2 separate regions of the Homo sapiens genome follow, and region 1 is linked to region 2. Evidence: chromatin contacts called from ENCODE Hi-C or POLR2A ChIA-PET data. All regions are on one chromosome and are shown on one strand. The core of a region is the stretch at or near the end of the contact, and the rest is flanking DNA. Distances in the headings are between cores, read along the strand shown. Region 1 has its middle 15 kb from the start of CTB-30L5.1. Region 2 has its middle 55 kb from the start of LINC02577.

What was found. Hi-C counts contacts between places; a loop is a spot of excess contacts on that map. ChIA-PET counts read pairs that join two places held with the same protein, here RNA polymerase II (POLR2A). Pooled maps may share reads with other maps.
Region 1: a loop to region 2 is called in a map of endothelial cell of umbilical vein, with 6 times the contacts of the local background. The contact joins two enhancer-like sites. A Hi-C loop is called at or near these places in 2 of 168 maps with a recorded cell type or tissue (PC-3 and endothelial cell of umbilical vein) and 4 of 50 pooled maps. POLR2A ChIA-PET finds 5 or more read pairs at or near these places in 2 of 52 experiments (activated T-cell and naive thymus-derived CD4-positive, alpha-beta T cell).

Annotation. Positions count from the first base shown.
Region 1 is chr7:106,610,702-106,617,251 of GRCh38, forward strand. No RefSeq gene overlaps it. Among named protein-coding and RNA genes, the nearest start is that of CTB-30L5.1, 15 kb to the left of the region's middle. Within about 2 kb of position 1,355, at least 2 of the 41 ENCODE cell types and tissues checked have a DNase peak (open chromatin) inside an H3K27ac peak, as active enhancers do.
Region 2 is chr7:106,716,512-106,723,249 of GRCh38, forward strand. No RefSeq gene overlaps it. Among named protein-coding and RNA genes, the nearest start is that of LINC02577, 55 kb to the right of the region's middle. RefSeq lists enhancers at 1,593-2,792, 4,312-4,571. Within about 2 kb of position 1,805, at least 9 of the 41 ENCODE cell types and tissues checked have a DNase peak (open chromatin) inside an H3K27ac peak, as active enhancers do.

The sequences.
Region 1 (6,550 bases), core at 105-2,604, 110 kb before region 2:
TTCTTCAGTTACATGTCTCACAATGCCTGGAAGATATAACAAATTTCTTAAGTTGAATTGACTGCAGACAGTGGGCTTTCAATTCAAACTGAACACAGACTGAGAAAAGTCTGAATCTTTTTACAGGATAGGTCCCTGAGTATTCAATAAAATAAAAGATGGATATCAAGGAATGCCCTTTTGCCCACTCCCCACCTCAGGAAGGCTAGATTTGAAAGTCCACTGGAATACATGGGACCCATTTTTCAGGGGGAATAAATGGCTACCAAGGCAGTGTTCATGCACAAAGTAAACATGAACAAAGTGAACATGATTAAATATCATAAATTGTTGCTGAAGCATGTAAAAATTGTCAGCTTCTGAGCCACTTATAATAACTACTAAATGACTGGCTTTGATTACCATGTCAATGCTTAAGGCACAATTTAGAGAATGTTGTTACTAAGACAACCCTCCCTTTCAACAAGTGCCCAGGTTTCATATTTCTGTTCCACACCCCCAAGATGGTGAGCTGTGTCTCTCCAGGAGGAAAGGCTCTAGTGAAGAATTCATCAATTTTCTACTCAATCTCTCTTACAAAACTACTCTCTGGGAAAATGACTTATTGTTTAAGTGTTTACTTTTTGTTATTTGAGCAAGCAGTAGGCATATTCGTGAATCCATTTTCATTTAACTGCGCTCATGCTCCAAGCAGCTTACATGGATCAGCCCAGAGAGGTTAACCTCAATCAATTCTCTATCTCTGTTGCCACGTCACTGCAGAGTTTCACATGGTCAGATTTCATTGTCTGACTGTGAAAAAATTAAGAACTTGGCTTTCCTAAACAAGAATCAATTCTCTATCTCTGTTGCCACGTCACTGCAGAGTTTCACATGGTCAGATTTCATTGTTTGACTGTGAAAAAATTAAGAATTTGGCTTTCCTAAACAAGAAACGTATTATAGAGTCTTCCTCATTCGGTTACATAAGAGTGTGAATGAAGAACAAATAGGGGCATTGTCTGATACAGAAAGTAAAGTTTTAGGGCTAGGTAGCTTGTGGTTGTTTTAACAAAATCTACAAATTGTTTAAAAATGAGAGTCTTGAAATCAGTGAAATTATGATGGCTTGGGGAACTTTTACCAATAGCATTATCAAATATCTGGATATACACTCTATATAGGAGCAATAAATCTCAATCATTTGTTTAAGAAAGATTTGATGAGCACCTCCTATGTGGTGTTTATTGTTCTACTGTAAATGCAGAAGTGATCAAAATAGACCAAGTTTTGCTCATTATATAGCTGGAAGAGGCAGAGGATAACTGGGAAACAAATAATGAAAGGACAAGGTAAAGGGCACGTGGGACACAGCCAGCTCAGAGTTGCCTAAAGCAAACACACACTATGCCTCTATCCCACAGTTCCAAGAACGATGACACATTTCTCTAATTGCTATGTATCATAACTGCCAGAGTGTTTCCCTTTCTCCCAATTGCATGTATTTTTTAGGAAAAGGTATAATTTATGGGATTAATACTGGGGATTCGGAAAATCAGTGGATGCCTGAGGATCAGTTTTGAAAATTGAGCAATGCCATAGTAGTTCTGGAGGTTGACAGGCAGAATATCTGATCACATACTTTAAAAAACACACAAACAGCTTCATTGAGGTATAACTGACATACAATAAACTGCTTGCTATGGTTTGAATGTGTCCCCCAAAGCTCATGTATGGGAAACTTAATCTCCACTGCAACAGTGTTGGGAGCTGGGGCCTAATAAGAGGTGATTGGTCATGAGTGATCTGCCCTCATGAATGGATTAATGTTGTTAACCCAGGAGCAGGTTTGTTACCTGGGGAGTAAGCTTTTTATAAAAGTGAGTTTGGCCCCCTCTTGCTCTCCTGTATGCTCTTTGCCCTTCTGCCTTTCTCAGTGGGATGATGCAGCACAAAAACGCTCACTGGATGCCTTTGGACTTCTTTGGCATCTTTGAATGCTTTTGGACTTCCCAGCCTCCAGAACCATGAGCCAAATAACTTTCTGTTTATTATCAGTTACCCAGTCTGTGGCATTCTGTTATAGCAGCATAAAATGGACTAAGACACTGTACATATTTAAAGTACACAATTTGATAAGTTCTGATATATGCATATACCCATGTCAACATCACCATATCAACGTAACGGACATATCTTTCACCTCTAAAAATGTCCTTTGTTATCCCTCCATCCTATACCTCCCAATGCCCAGCCCTAGGCAATCACTGGTCTGTTTCCTGTCACTATAGGTTATCTCACATTTTCTAGAATATCATTCTCTCTTTTGGGGAATCTGGCTTCTTTCACTCAGAATAATTATTTTGAATTTTAGCCACCTTGTTTTATGTATCAATAATTCATCACTGTTTTGCTTATTAACATATGAATGCACATTGGGATTGTTCCCACATTTTGCCTAGTATAAATTAAGCTTCTGTAGACATTCCTGTAAAATTCTTCTTATGGACAAATGCTTTGATCTTTTTTTTTTTTTGGAGATGGAGTCCTTGCTCTGTCACCAGGCTAGAGTACAGTGGTATGATTTTGGCTCACTGCAACCTCTGCCTCCAGGGTTCAAGCAATTCTCCTGCCTCACCTTCCCAAGTAGCTGAGACTACAGGTGCACACTGCCATGCCTGGCTAATTTTTGTGTTGTAGTAGAGACAGCTTTTACCATGTTGCCCAGGCTGGTCTCAAACTCCTGAAGTCAGACAATCCGCCTGCCTCGGCCTCCCAAAGTGCTAGGATTATAGGCATGAGCCACCGCGCCCGGCCTGCTTTGATCTTTTTAGTGACAATACCTGGGAGTAGATTGGGTCACATACGGGGTGCATGCTTAAATTTTTTTAAAAAAATACCTAACTGTTTTCCATAATAGTTGCATTTTCACAATCCCATTAACAGTGCATGAGAGTTCCAGTTACCACATCATTTAGTAGGTCAGTCTTTTAAACATTCTAAAAGATGTGTATTGTTATGTCATTGTAGTTTTTATTTGCATTTCCCCTAAGGCCTTATAATGTTCAGCAGCTTTTTATGCACTTATTTGCCGTTCATATATCTTCTTTGGTAATGTGTTTGTTCAAATCTTTTGCCATTTTTAATTGGATTATCTTCACAAAATTGAGTTTTGAGAGTTATGTTCTGGATACAAGCCCCTTGTCATATAGGTCATTTGCAAATATTTTCTCCCAGCCTGTGTGTTATCATTTAATACTTTAAAAAGTCTTCCAAAAAGTAAAAGTTCTTAGTTTGAGAATGTCCAATTTTTTTGTAATGAATCATGCTTTTGGTGTTGTAACTAGGAAATCTGCCTAATCCAGGGTCACAAAAAAATTTTTAAATATATTTGAAAGATGTTTCTCCATTGCATTCTTGATTGTATCAGTTCTGTTGAGAAATCTGCTTTTATTTGTGTATTTTTCTCCAGGTTCTTTTAAGATTCCCTTTTTATTTTTAAATTTAAGCAACATGATTATGAAGTGACTTAGCATAGTTTTCCTCATGTTTTCCTGTGTTTGCAGTTCACTGGGCTTATTAAATCTATACATTTAAAATTTTCATCAACTTTAAAAATTCTTGTCCATTATTTATTTATTTTTTCTGCCTGTCTCACCCCTTGGGGATCCAATTACACTTGAAGCATTCTTTTCTCTATGTGTTTTGTTTTAGATGGTTTCCATTGCTATGTCTTCAAGTTCTCTAATCTTTTATTCTGAAATGTCTAATCTCTCATTGATCCTACCTAGTAATCTTAGACTAGATTTTTAATTTTAGTCATTATAGTTTTCATCTCTAGAAGTTTATTTTGGATTTCTTAACTTGCATGTCTTTACTTAACATGCTCAATCTGCACTCTAACTTCTTGAACATGTGGAATATGGTTAAAATAACCATTTTAATGTTCTCTACTAATTCTATTATCTGCATAATTCCTGGGTCAGTTTTGACTGTCTGATTTTCCCCCTTATTATGTGTTGTATTTTCCTGTTTGTTTGCATGCCTGGTAATTTCTGATTGGATGCCAAACATTGTGAGTTTTACTTTAGACGGTGCTGGATATTTTTGTATTCTCATAAATATTCTTGAACTTTGTTTAGGGATTCAGTTAAATTCCTTGGAAATAGTTTTAACCTCTCAGGCTTGTTTTTAAGCCTTTTTAGGCAAGACCAGAGCAGTAGTTAGTGAAGGGATAATTTTTCTTCACTGCTGTGGCAAAACTCTCCTTAGCATTCTACCAAATGGCATGTGAATTATGAGGTCTTCCACACCAGCTATTGAGAACAGGGATTATTCCTGGCCCCGTGTGATCCTGGGTATTGTTTCCTCTAATCCTTTTGGGTGTTTCTTCCCTTGGTCTCAGCTAGTTTCCTAATACACATTAGATATTAAATATAGCAGCCTCCATGGACTACTGACTCCATCCCCACAATTTAGGGAAACTCCTCAACTCGGCCTCATTTCCTCCTCTCTGTACCGTGGCCTGAAAACTTTGTTCAGTCAGTAAGTTAGGGCAATTTTATGGATCTCTTCATTTATTTCCCATCTCGCAAAGATCATTGTCCTTCATTGACTGACATCTTGTCTTGAGAACAATTGTTTCATGTACTTTGTCTACTTTCTTAGTTATTTCCAGCAGGAATATAAATCCAGTCCCTACTGCTGTATTTTGAGAGGAAATGTTAACTCTAAATTACATTTTAATGTTGAGTCTTACTTCTCTGGTTTTGTTTTCTGATTTTTTTTCTTCTTAGATGGTAGATTTTATGTGGACATATGGGAAATGACAATTGCTAGACATGAGGAGAAATTACAGGGAATGAGCAGACATATGGGAAATATGGTTTAAAAAGAACAAAGAGAAAGAATTGGGAATGAAATGAGAACAAATGGCCAGATCTGGGGAAAGGAGTTGATGGAGAGTGTCAAAGTCATCTGAAATCCCACCTCTCACCTCTGCTAGGCCAAACGTGTGACTGCAGAAGGATTCAAGCTCATCACTTCAACTTGGTAACTTTAATCTGTCAGTGAGCTGGTCCTCCCAGCAACCTATCAAAGACAAGGTGCATAAATTTGTCATCTCTATTTTTCAGAAGGAGAAACACCAAAATTGTTAGACAACAATCTCAAAATTGCCCAGAGAATAGGGCCTGGTTGAGAACTAGAAATCTTAAGTATATCTTGTTACTACTTTTCCCAAATGGTTATCTAAGCATCACTCATTGTGAGAGGAAGTCACTTCACTTCTCTAAGTTCTCAGTTTCCTTATCTGGAAACTGGAATAAGAACTCCCACATGAGAGGTCAACATGAGGGTTTACTGAGATGGTGCGTGAAAACCTGTGCGCCGTGCCTGACACTGAATATTACATGTACAGTTCTGTGTATTTTCTCTTCTAGAGGGAGATACTGGAAGAATGTCTTAAATACAGAGATGAATCAGCCACCATGGGCTGTCAAATAAGAGCTGGACAGAGGACCAGCCTACAGGCCCACTCCCTACTCTCACCAGGCTATCCCAGCCCTGGGCTATCTCCTAATTAAAGAATCAAAGTCAGAAGACCTGGACTCACCCTCTAGGTATCTGACCTGGGGACAATTATTTAGCCCCTCAAGGAAGTAAAGGCATGAAGGAGACACTTGTGACAGGAGAGAAAAGTAATTCAGGCAGACAGAGCCAAAAATTCCTGAGGGCAGAAAAGGACCTGGTGTATTGATAGCAAGGAAGTCAGTGTGGCTGGAATGGAGAAGAAGGAGAGAGAGGAAGAGGAGGGAGGAGGAGGAGGGGGAAAAGAAGAGGGGGAAGAGGAAGAGGTATGGGTAGGTATGGAGAGGGTGGGAGGAAAAAAAGAAGGTGAAGAGGAGCCAGAGAAGGGTGCAAACACTGACAACAAGGTATAAGCCATTGCAAAGCTTGGCTATGCAAGATCCTCCCCTGCACATTCCCTGCCTGTCTTCAGCCTGTTTTCTCCACCAAACAATGCTCATTCCATTCTTAGCATCTAATGGAAGCAAGAAGATGGAAATAACCTAAAACTCCAACAATAGAGTTTAAAGAAATTAACATCTAAGATTCATACCTCTGAAGAACATTTATGACTCAGGAAAATGCTTACACTATATCACTAAATGAAAAAAGTGGGAGTGAGTCAAAGCTGTGTAGCTAATTTTGTTTAAATGCATGCATATACACATCCTTTCTTTTTCCCAGAGAATTATACCACAGTGTAATAAAAGTGCTTACCTCTAAGTGGCTGAATTATAAGCATTTTTAATTTTTTAATTATTTTTCAACTTTTTTTTTTTACAACAAACCTATTACTGTTATAATCAGAAAATAATAACACTCATAAATGAATTAAATAATTTAGTCCAGGATATCATCATCTTCAATAACATATTTCAATTCACAAATTTATTAGGTACTCTCAGGGTATTAAGAGGGTTTAAAATAGCCCAGTGTTAATGCTGCCCAGGTCTATATTGCAATATGAATTCATAAGATATTATAGTTATTTGAAAATTATATA
Region 2 (6,738 bases), core at 555-3,054:
ACAAAACAGTTAAAAGGATTTTGTTTTCAAAGCTTAATTCATAGGACCACCAGAATTATATTTCCAAAGGGGCCCTGGGAGTTGAGAGAGGAGATAAACATAGTGTCTTGGTCTTTGAGAGCAGAAAAAAGGGTTCCTGGGGCAAATTCTGCACTGATGAAGAGGGCTGCCTTCACTATCTCTCCCAGAGAAGTGCTCCAAAGCTGGCAGAAGACCCTCAGTCAAAGGCAACACTGTACAGCAGAAGCAAAAGTACAAGATACCAACTTCTGTAGACTACATACAGGTCGTCAGCATGTGTGGGGTGGGTAAAGCCATGAAAACGAGTGAGCTTATGCTAGGATTGCTTAGACTGTGAGGAGAAAAGGGCCAAGATGATGGGAAGCATCAGTGTTTAACAGGTGGAAAGCCTGAAAAAGAATGTCCAGAAAGGCAAGAAGAGAGCCAGCAAAGAGCAATGTAATGGAAACCAAGGAGGAGAATTTTATGAAGGAAGTGATCAATATAGTCAAGTGCTGGAAAGAGAAGTTAAATAACATGAGGATTTTAAATAGTTAGAAAATCTTTAATGACTTTGCAGAAGCCACTTCACTAGGTTAATGGGATGTAAGCCTCATTATGGAGAGCTTTAGAGTAAATGAGCAATGATAAAGTGCAGAGAATGGTTTATATTATTTTGGGGGGTTAATAATGAAGTTGGAAAAATATAGGGTGATCTCTAAGAAGAATTACAAATTTAGGGGAAAGAACTTTCCTTTAATGTGGTAGAACCTGTAGCATGGTAAAAGGCTATGGAGAAGAAGCCAATGATAATAGGTTGAAAAAAATGGAAGAGAAAAGAAGCTAAGAAGTAACTGAAGCATTAGAAGGGAAATCTCCAGAGAAATCTAAGGATTGTCAACTATGCCAACTGTTTAAACAACTTCAAGAAACATAAGGACAGAGAACAGTCTACTGTATTTGGCAATTAGGGCATCAGTAAGAGTTGTTTTGAGAAGTTCACTTGAGTGTTGGGGACAGAAGCAGAGTACAAGGAGCTGAGAATCTAAGGGGATATGGGAAACTGAAGACAGAAAATTGAACACTACATTTTCAAAGCACTTGGCTGTGATTGGAAGAAGAAAAGTAAATTATTTAATCCTACCTATCATTTCTGCTAGGCCCATGGTCTCCTCTGAGTGGCCAGTATCCAGTGATCTTGCCCTGCTTATTGGACAGGAGTGGACACTAAGCCAAGGGAAGTTTACCTTATGGGCATAGCTGTCAATCAAAGGGGAGCACCCAAAGTAATGCACAATTTGCTTTTTCTTAGTGGATCCTCTTTCTGGGAGAAATTAAAAGTGTACTCACAGTTCAACGACAAATACACAGTGACACTACTGGAAGAGACTCATTTGTTTTTGGAGTTATGAAGCACTCTCCTTTTTCTTGGATTAATTTATCTCCATGGTAATTAACCAACAAAATTATGTTCAGAGATATAGTTTCTGTTAGATTGCCTTTCAGAGATTAGATCTTTCCTTTTCTACACTTCCCTTTATTTTGAGCCATGAATAGCAAAGCAAAGGACCATTAAGTATCCTATTAGCCAAATGCTTTAGTTTACACCATGATGATCTCAGAATACCTAAGTAATCAGTCAATACATTTTTTTAAAAGCCAAATAAGTTAATAATCTTAATGAAGTCTGACTTCATTAAGTCATTTTTGTAGTTCATTTTTGTAGTTTTTAGTGTAATTTAGAGACATAGCTCAAATCAACTTCCTCATTCTATAAGTAGAGGTACACATAATTATGCCCTTAAAGCTAATCAGGATTTTCAAAAGTCAAGCATACCATGGGCTGTGGCTTTTATTAGTCACAGCCTCCGGAAATGTTGATTCAGCTGAGTAGGAGGCAATGGGAGCATTCATTGTGACTTAGTTAATAGTCATGTGTGGGGGAAGGGTGCAGAACTGGGTAGAAGATGAAAGAAGATAAGCACATGTTTAAAAGAATTGCATTAAACAACTTTTTACTATGGTTAGAAAAGTAGCATTTGTTTTTTTCATGCTGTAATATGTTCAGCTTCATAATGAGTTGTGACATTTACAGCATTCTTTTAAAGATATCTGGGCAGAGCAAAGCCAGGGAGGAAATTACTGAGCATGACTACTGGCAACTGGTGATAAATACTTTCGCATTATTTAAAAATATTTAATGGCCACTGTCTTTATTGTGCAAGGTATACTACCATTTCATTATCATTTTTCAGATACGTGACTCAAGTTACCAAGTTGCCATGACTGCCTACTGGAGATGAAGGAAACAAAATCATCATTACTGAAAAATTCTTGAAGAAAAAAATGTTCATCAATTTGGAGATACCTGTCTTCCAGAATACTTGAGATTATTCTTTAAAAACAATTTTTACCACATATAAACAGAAGCCAAGGCTAACTCAAGATAAAAATTTAGGTCTTAAGGATCTTTCATGCCTGTAATCCCAGCACTTTGGGAGGCCAAGATGGGCATATTACTTGAGCTCAGGAGTTCAAGACCAGCCTGAGCAGCATGGCAAAATCCTGTCTCTACAACAAATATAAATATTAGCCAGGCATGGTGGCGAGTGCCTGTAATCCCAGCTACTCAGGAGGCTGAGGCAGGAGAATCACTTGAATCTGGGAGGCTGCGGTTGCAGCGAGCCGAGATTGCACCTCTGCACTACAGCCTGGGTGACAGAGTGAGACTGCATCTCAAAAAAGAAAAAAGATATACTTTGGGTGTGGATAGATGTAATATTTCTGAGAGAAAAGATCTTTTTTGCTCACTTTAAAAATTGTTCCTCCACCGCATCTCACCACTCCACAGCCTAAAATCACCTGATATTGATCCCTGTTCTATCCAGAGTATTAGTGATGTGTAGTATCTATTCAAAAAGTGCTCCAATACTGTCTTTGAGGTTTCCTCCCAGGCTACCGGCACCCATTCTGTAGCTTTTGCTGCTCTCAAATCTTGAGTTTACCAGAAATTGTCAATAAAAGTTTATTATACAAGAATCAGGACCATATTCCTTCCTCAAATGGCCCTTTAATGATTGTTGAATAAAATATCAAGGAGTTGCTGTGGTCTACTCATATCGTCCTAAAAACCAAGTTTGTACAAGTAGATAACAATCACTATGTTAGAACAACTTCTTGGCTGAAAGCAAGTACAAGACACCATTGATTATAAGACGCATCCCAATTTTAGACATGTTAACATGTGAAAACAAAAAACAGGCTTATCTTCAAGACATATTTTTAAACCTAGAAGAAGAGAAGGAAAAGGATGAGGAAAAGGAGAAGAACAAGAGAAAACTGTTCAAATAATCTAGATAAGAACTAAGGTACTAGTAGCAGAGAGAGAGAGAGAGAAGGGTTTGGACACAAGGCATATTTAGTAACTAGAATCACCAGGTCTTGGAACTGACGGGAAGTTGAGAAAGATGGCAACAAAGTATAGGAAAGCTATACAATTTCTAGGTCATATATCTGGATGGGAAGCAAATAAAAGATTAAGGGAAAATACTAGTTTAGTTTTGGATACACTATTTGACAACCAGATACAGATGTCCAGTAGGCAGTTGGATATATAAATCTGGAGCTTAGTAGAGTTGCCTAGTCTGCAGATATACAATTAGAAGACATTTATATGTGGTACTGGGTAATATTGCCCATCAATGGCCTATTGAATTTTTTTTAAGAAAAACATAAAAACCTCCAAACTAACCAGTACTGTATTGTCAGTATTCAGTTACAAGGAACAGAATCCACTGTAGCTGGTTTAAGAGGAAAGGGGTTTGTTACAGAATATTAAATGGCTTACTTTAAAAAGCTAATAAAAAAAGACTCCATTCTAAGGTTCTAGAAACAATTCCCAAAGCCACACTACAGAACTGGGTAGCTGAAGGAGCTGCTGCCTTAAAAATGATCAGGGATCTGTAAAATTAGCAAACTGCCATGTGAGAAATTACTAACACTACTTGCTTCCAAACCACATCACGTTCACTAAAATCTCCACCAGCAAAAATATGACCCTGTGCCTTGACTCTCTCCTCCTAGATTAACTGCAAATCTAAGTCTCATACAATGTATCTGTCTGATTGTCAGAAGGTAAATTATACCCAGAACTCTAGGACATTTGAAGAATGGCTTGCTTTGTTTTGCTTTGGCTTTGTGTGTTGAGCTTTCTGCCTTCCACATATTATAAGGAAGCTGAACTGAAACGTGTGGTGAGTGAGCCAGACCCTATCACCTACCATGAAGACCAAAAGCAGAACAATGGGGAACATGAACACTGAAAGTGTGAGAAGTTTGGCCATACCAAAGAAGGTATGGCCAGAGAGGTGAGCACCACAGTGAGTGTACAGCATGGAAGCCAGTGGAAAGGAAGCAGAAGAACAAAGCAGCACCAGAAGAAGCAAGGAGTGAAGAAAGGTCAATGTCAGAAGCTGCTAAGAAGTGAGCGTTTAAACAGCTGGATAATTTCTAAAGCAGGGGCCCATCCATGGCCTGTTAGGAAATGAGCCGCATAGCAGGAGGTGAGTGGCTGGCGATCGAGCAAAGTTTGATCTGTATTTACAGCAGCTCCCCATTGCTTGTATTACTGCCTAAGCTCACTTCCTTCAGATTTTAGGGGGCATTAGATGCTCATAGGAGCAAGGGCCCTAGTGTGAACTGTGCATTTGAGGGATCTGGGTTGTGTTCACCTTATGAGACTCTAACAAATGCCTGATGATCTGAGGTGGAACAGTTTCGTCCTAAAACTATTCCCCCCCAACCTCCCACCCCTTCCCATGGAAGAATTGTCTTCTGGGAAACCAGTCCCTGATGTCAAAAATGTTGGAGACTAAAGAGTATCTGATAGAGTTAGCAAAAACAAGGTCCTTTGGTGGCCTTGGCAAGAGCAATTTCAGTGAAGTGGTTATGAAGGATGCTTGCTTGAAATGGGTTAAAAAGTGACTGGGAAGGATAAACTGATTTCAAGTTTATCTTCCTCTTAAGTGTGAAGTAATCTGTTAGGGCCTGAGTTTTCCTCGTCTGTTAAAATGGATTTATGCGCACCTTGTATGTTTGTTTTATGTGCAACCTGATATGGCCAGGCATTCACCACTATGACGGAAATCAAAAGAATTAACCTCACTTTTGTACCTAGGATCTCCCCAAACACCTCCTGGTTGTTGGAATTTGGGAGAACCTAGTCATTCACTACCTCATTTCTTCCAGCTTCTTCCAAATTGAGAACAGACTCATGTGACCAATGGATATCAAAGTATCAGTTTTATTCATGGTAAAGCTGGAATGAAGAAAATAGTTTGGGCTTGAGGTCAAAATGCCTTTCCCTTGTATTGAATGTGCATTCCCAGCCAGGCAGAGGAGCTAGAGGGGACACTCTGCCCAGTCTATTTACCACACTGGAGATAAGATATGAGAAAGGTCCCAGTCGTTATCCATTTTTGAGGCAAGTAGCAGGAGAGCAAGAACCAAGAGTTAAGGCCATACATATACAGTGACCCCATCTGGCAGGAAAACAAGAGGAGGCACCAAGAAAGGAATGAAGAGAAAAATGGATACGTCCTTTATGATAATTCCTCAAGACTGTTAAAGCATTTCCAGAAACCATAGAGAGGAAGAGAGAGGTACTCCCAACCTAAGGGATGATCATGTCTCTCATGGCCCACAAACAAGATGTCTTTTACATCAAAATCCATGCATGGTGGAAGGGGAACATGACTAGGTCTTCATTTGCCACAAAAGTTCACAGGAGGAAGAATGGGGAAGTAGCCGACCCAACAGCCTTCACCATACCAAACACTTCAGACTAATAAGTAGATTCAGTTCTTCAAATAGGATACAGTTATAGTAGATATAGAGATATGGAGGTACCCAGATTCTCCTCCAAGGAAGGACTTGCTGCCAAGCAGCCATGAGTGCAAACAACAGTCTCCAGCTGACTTATTTTTCAGCATTTGCCTAAACTTCAGAGAGCTTTGAGATCCGACCTCACATATTCCCAAGCAGCCTGCATCTAGTGACTAATCGACACAGGGGTATACAATTCTGTCCATTTTGGTCAGATGTGAGACAACTCTGTTGTGAAATATTTGTTCTGGAGCTTCCATTCAGGTTTGCTGAGGCTTTTTTGGACCTGAATTCACCTTTACCCTCATCCTGCTTCTTTTCCCTTCCTTTTACAGATGCTAATCTCCAAAAAATATTTGACATCCTAAACTCTATCTCTGTATCAACTTCCAGACAATCCCATCTACAACAATATTGTAGTGCAAATAAAGAATAAATTCATGGTGAACATAGCTGTTTCCTTTTACCTCCCCAGAGAAGCCTTCTAGAGTAGCTTTTTTTTTTTTTTTTTTTTTTTGAGATGGTGTCTCGCTCTGTCACCCAGGCTGTGGTACAGTAGCACGATCTCAGCTCACTGCAACCTCTGCCTCCTGGGTTCAAGCGATTTTCCTGCCTCAGCCTCCCAAGGAGCTGGGACTATAGGTGTGTGCCACCACGCCTGGCTAATTTTTTGTATTTTTAGTAGAGACGGGGTTTCACCGTGTTAGCCAGGATGGTCTCAATTTCCTGACCTCGTGATCTGCCGGCCTTGGCCTCCCAAAGTGCTGGGATTAGAGGCGTGAGCCACTGTGCCCAGCCGGGACTAACTTTTATAAAGAGGCTGCCTCCTCTCTGCCTGCTAACCTGTACTCCAAC